Regions from separate parts of the Homo sapiens genome. Here region 2 is linked to region 1. A link is a contact called in ENCODE Hi-C or POLR2A ChIA-PET data. All regions are on one chromosome and are shown on one strand. The core of a region is the stretch at or near the end of the contact, and the rest is flanking DNA. Distances in the headings are between cores, read along the strand shown. Region 1 holds the start of KHDC1 (KH domain containing 1). Region 2 has its middle 5.6 kb from the start of DDX43.

Region 1 (2,583 bases), core at 61-2,560:
AGGCGTTCTTCATCAAGGGTGGGGCCACAGCTTTGCCCCAAGAGGGCAACCTGCCTCCTTGTTCCTGTACTGGCTTGAGACTCCTAGGCTGTGTCTGAACTAGCTGATAGGCCAGAAGCTTTAGGATGAAAAGAATACTGGAGGAGTCCTCAAAGTTAGAACTTTTATTGGTGTCTGTGTCCCCTCACTCATCTTAGCTATCTTGACCCTTCCCTACTTACCTTAATGATTTCGTGATTTCAATGAAAAAGACGCAACCTAGATAAGATTGCAAGGTCCCATACCTTCCTGGGGGCAGAGTTGACCTCAGACAGGGTCTTGCTTTGTTGCCCAGGCTGGAATGCAGTGGCGTGATCTCAGCTCACAGCAGCCTCAAACTCTCGGGCTCAAGCAATCCTCCCACCTCAGCTTCCCATATAGCTTGGGCTACAGGCGTGCACCACCATGCCCAGCTGATTTTTAAATTTTTTGTAGAGACAAGTTCTCCCTCTGTTGCCCCAGCTGGTTTCGAACTCCTGGGCTCAAGCGATCCTTGCTCTTTGGCCTCCCAAAGTGTTGGGATTACAGGTGTGAGCCACTGTGCCCAGCCCGACCTTTTGTTAATACTCCCATCTAATTGTCCAAACGGACTTGAACAAAAGAATCTTCTTCCCAATACTGCCAGGGAGGGCAAAATTCTTCAAATTCATGTTTGAGGCCATAAACGAACAGGAGTAAAATGGAATCCGCAGGAAGCAATGACAAGAAACCCAAAAACATTCATTTCCCTCCAGCCCAAGTGGCAGATGGGATCTCAAATACACCACGGTGTGATGCGTGACAGGAGGCATCCACTGGGGATGTGGAGCATTTTAAGTGCCCTGCAGAGGGTGGGCCTGGGTCACCCCCCCCCCCACCGCGACACCCCTCCCCAGGCAACATTCCTGGGGAGTCTGGACCTCCCTTGGTGGACCGACACCCGAGGGTCTCTAGGGTTTTTCACCCCATATCGGGGTGAACTGAAGGCATGGGAAGAGGCAGCCCCACAGCCTGGGTCCCCAAAACCCCCTCCGGGCTGAGAGCAAGAGATGCCGCCTGGAGGCCACTCACCAAGCAGCTCCGCTGGCTCAGCAATGGGGGTCGTCCGGGTCTGGGTCATTGCCACTGGCTCGTCCCTCCTCCCACCCTTGCTTCCTGGACTCAAGAGCTGCTGGGCTCTCTGCGCGCCGGCAGTGGGCTCCGCAGGCTGTCTCCTACACAGAGCAGGCGGGAGGAGGGCTCTGGGTTGCTTCCCGCGCCGCAGCCGCGCGCTTCCGGCGGGGTCGCCGCCACTTCCGCTCGAGCGCGCCTCGCGCGGCCGCGGCGCGAGCCGGGACCCCTGGAAGGGTCGGGTGCGCGGCCCAGGAGGTACCGCTGTCTCCTCACAATCGGCCAGGCCTGCAGCCGCTGCCGCCGCTGCCGCCGCCGCCGCCGCCGCCGCCGCCGCCCTACTCAGGGAGTGGCCCAGGCCTGCGGCGCGCCACCCTCACCTCCTTCATTCCTACCGTCAAAGCCCAGCCTTGGCTACCTGACCCCCCTGTGGTCTCGAACTCGGTTAGTCCGGTGAAGGGACAGAGAAGCCTGGGTTCCCGGCGGCATCACTGAGATGCTCAGTCCTGAATTCTGCCCTCCATTAGGATTATCTGCTTTGTGGGATAATTTCCTCATTGGTTGAGTCAGTGAGTTGCGTGTCTGCAAGAGAGCATCCTATCTGGTGGGTCTTCATCTAGATCTTGCACATTTCTTACTAAGTTCATCCTAAGAATATCTTACAGATAAGGAAAGTGAGCTGCAAAGAAGTGTAAAAACAGGGGAAACAGGAGATAGCAGTATAAAGAGAAAAATTAAAACAGATCGTGTGACTTTCCTCTATTGTTAATTGATTTGGGGACATTTTAAACTTATAGAAAGAAAAGAAACACGGGTTTTGTTGACACATCTCAAAACAAAATGGGTGTAACACCTTTAAAATGTAAACTATTGTGCTGGATATGTTTGTATTATTTTGAAGTCATTTAAAGTAATCGCATGAGGTGTTGCCTGCTGTTGGACCAGTAGTTTCTTTTTAGTATTCAAGCAAAGGCATAGTGAGGAAATAGTAAGAAAAAAAGAAGGAATGCTGTAACAGGAAACAAGGGAAAGGAGGAGCAGAGGAAAAGGGCAGGAAAGGTTTAACATTTACGTAGCACTTGCTATGCACCAGACACTTTTAAGCTCTTTAAATGTATTAACTCCTCTAGTTCTCACCACAGCCCTATGAAATGGGTATACTATTATCACCTCTGGTTTACAAAGAAGGCAAGTGAGGTCAAGAGAGGTTAAGCAACTGGCCCAAGGTTACACCGTAAGTGGCAAAACCTTTGCTTGAGCACATCAATTTGGCCCTAGAGTCTATGCTTTTTTTTTTTTGAGAAGGGCCTCTTTCCTGCTGCCTAGGCTGGAGGGCTGTGGCACCATCATGGCTCACTGCAGCTCCAACCTGCCGGGCTCAATGAATTCTCTCACCTCAGCCTCCTGAGTAGCTGAGACCGCAGGCACATACCACCTTGCCCAGCTAGGCTTTTT
Region 2 (2,583 bases), core at 33-2,532, 130 kb before region 1:
AAAAAAGCAAAATAATAAAGTAGAATAACTATTTACCTAGTATTAGGTATTACAGGTAATCCAGAGATGATTTAAAGTATAAGGGAAGCTCTGCATAGGTTATATGCAAATACTATGCCATTTTACGTAAAGAATTTGAGCAACCCTGGTATTAAGTATCTTTGGAGGGCCTGGGACCAATACCCCCAAAATCCCAAGAGACGACAATACTTGCTGTGAACCTAAAATTGTTCTAAAAGATAAAGTCTAAAAAGGGAATTTTGTGTCTGTCAAGCTTTTCATTTTTGTTTTGTTTTTAATTGGATCAGCTATGTCCTTGAGTTTGGGCAGTGGATTAGTAAATAACTTTTTTTTCTTATTTCTTTTTTTCTTTCCCTGTGGGCCAGGCTGGAGTGCAGTGGCGGGATCTGGGCTCAGCACAACCTCTGCCTCCCGGATTCAAGTGATTCTCCTCCCTCAGCTTCCTGAGCTGCTGGGACCACAGGTGCGCCACACACCTGGCTAATTTTTGTAGTTTCAGTAGAGACCGGGTTTCACTATGCCAACCAGGCTGGTCTCTAACTCCTGGCCTCAAGTGATCTGCGCCCGGCGGATTTAACATTTTGATACTGTGTTCTCACGTGGTGAGGAAAGATATCTAAAACGGTAATTCCAGGTAACACGAATATTTTTAGTTCTGTATTTTATTTATTATTATACTTTAAGTTTTATGGTACATGTGCACAACGTGCAGGTTTGTTACATATGTATACATGTGCCATGTTGGTGTGCTGCACCCATTAACTCGTCATTTAACATTAGGTATATCTCCTAATGCTATCCCTTCCCCCCTCCCCCCACCCCACAACAGTCCCCGGTGTGTGATGTTCCCCTTCCTGTGTCCATGTGTTCTCATTGTTCAATTCCCACCTATGAGTTCTGTTATTTTAAATTTTTTCACAACATAGAGCAAAATGAGTTGCTTTTTTAGACCTGTGACAGCCTAAGCCTAAGCCTTTTGCGATAAAAAGCGGTGGAATCTATTATCCTAAATCCCAACTTGGTTAGAAAACCATTCACTAAGCAAGTAGAAATTGGATATGCCTGCGGGCCTTTCAAGTTCGTTCTACCACCTACTTTTCCCCACCAAAAAAAAAGATAAAAAGGTGGAGTTCACGCCCAATTTTGACCTGAAGGCAGAAAATTTCCACAAGCTTGCATTTTTGCCTCGGGTGTGACCTGAGGGAGTTGACCGCCAGTTCCGGAGTAGGGCGGGGACTTCTGCTCCTGGGGTAGAAGCTGAATCAGTCGCCCCAGGTCCTCGGTGCCATTTCCCTCCGGCAAGCCTCAACCTCAGGAGGGAAGCCCTGGCCTTTCTCCTCCGCCTGCCAGGCGGTTTCTTCTGTCCGAAGCCTCTGGCTTCCTCAAAGCTCCCGGGTCTGCATTGGTGCTAAGTGGCCTGCCGTCTCGACGTAGCTCCCCTGGATAGCGACGCGCCAGAGCACCGCCCCAGGTTCCAGCTCGCGTCGCGGCTTCGCATTTGCACCGCTGCGGGATCCCTGAGCGAGTACCCCCAATGTGGGTTTGGCGGAGCTAGGAGAAGGAACGGTCCCTCTACCCTCCGAGAACTTATTCCTCCGACTCCGCCAGGCAAGGAGCCACACTCTCCCACAAGGAGGCAGCAAACACCGCACCCTTGGCTCTCGGAGCAGCAGGCGCTGATTTTGGAAAATCCGCTCCTTAAGTTTTCACTTACCACCTGGACTAGAGAAGGTGGCAATATCTTATACTGGGCACTTACAACCTGCCAGACTCATTTAATTCTTAGAAAACTCCTGTGAGATGGATGTGGGTATCCCCATTTCACGATGAAGAAACCGAAGTCAGAGGAGCCCAGTACTTGGGAACCCAAGTGGAGGTGATGCCAAAGCTGAGCATTTTCTGTTCTGCCACTTTGCCTCTCAGGAACCCATGGGTGCAGTTCCCAGGAGGAAGGGGATTCCAGCCTCCAGCTGCCATCCCTTTTTCAAGAAAAAAGCTACGGTTACTGGCATTAGGATAAATAACTTTGGCTTTAAGATGATCTTAGAATTAACGTGTTCACTGCATACATTTGGAAAAATAAAAATAAAAGTATTACCCAGAGATAAATTTGGTCCTTCTGAGTTTTCTTCTAGGCAAACTTTTGAGATTTTACTATTCAATTTTGCACTCTGACTTTTCCCCTTAAATTTTATAATAAACATCCATGTTGTTAGACATATAATTTTTTGTTATACATTCTTCGCTGTTTATAATTTGTATTTTCATTTCACTTTGGGGGAGGGGGAGGCATAAGGATTTTTTTTCTCACGAAAAGAAATTTTAATTCCATTGTTGTCAGGCCCAGTGCGGTGTCTCACGCCTGTAATCCCAGCACTTTGGGAGGCCGAGGCGGACAGATCACCTGAGATCAGGAGTTTGGCACCAGCCTGGCCAACATGGCGAAATCTGTCTCTACTGAAAATACAAAAATTAGCTTGGTGTGGTGCCGCATGCCTGTCGTCCCAGGTAATCGGATGGCTGAGGCACTGAGGCATGAGAATCGCTGGAACACAGGAGGCG

Evidence for each region. Hi-C counts contacts between places; a loop is a spot of excess contacts on that map. ChIA-PET counts read pairs that join two places held with the same protein, here RNA polymerase II (POLR2A). Pooled maps may share reads with other maps.
Region 2: a pooled map shows a loop between it and region 1 (6-fold over the local background). The contact joins the enhancer-like site here to the promoter of KHDC1 in region 1. A Hi-C loop is called at or near these places in 9 of 50 pooled maps. POLR2A ChIA-PET finds 5 or more read pairs at or near these places in 6 of 52 experiments (GM12878, OCI-LY7, Panc1 and 2 more).

Annotation. Positions count from the first base shown.
Region 1 is chr6:73,261,923-73,264,505 of GRCh38, reverse strand. KHDC1 (KH domain containing 1) reads left to right here and starts at 1,310. Exons shown (of 4, transcript NM_030568.5): 1 at 1,310-1,732. The region is part of intron 2 of LOC122539213 (KHDC1-KHDC1L); the gene reads left to right. It also overlaps the pseudogene KHDC1-AS1. RefSeq lists a silencer at 1,197-1,466.
Region 2 is chr6:73,387,955-73,390,537 of GRCh38, reverse strand. It overlaps a transcript of OOEP not described here. Among named protein-coding and RNA genes, the nearest start is that of DDX43, 5.6 kb to the left of the region's middle. Within about 2 kb of position 1,282, at least 24 of the 41 ENCODE cell types and tissues checked have a DNase peak (open chromatin) inside an H3K27ac peak, as active enhancers do; they include Panc1, where a contact is called at or near this core.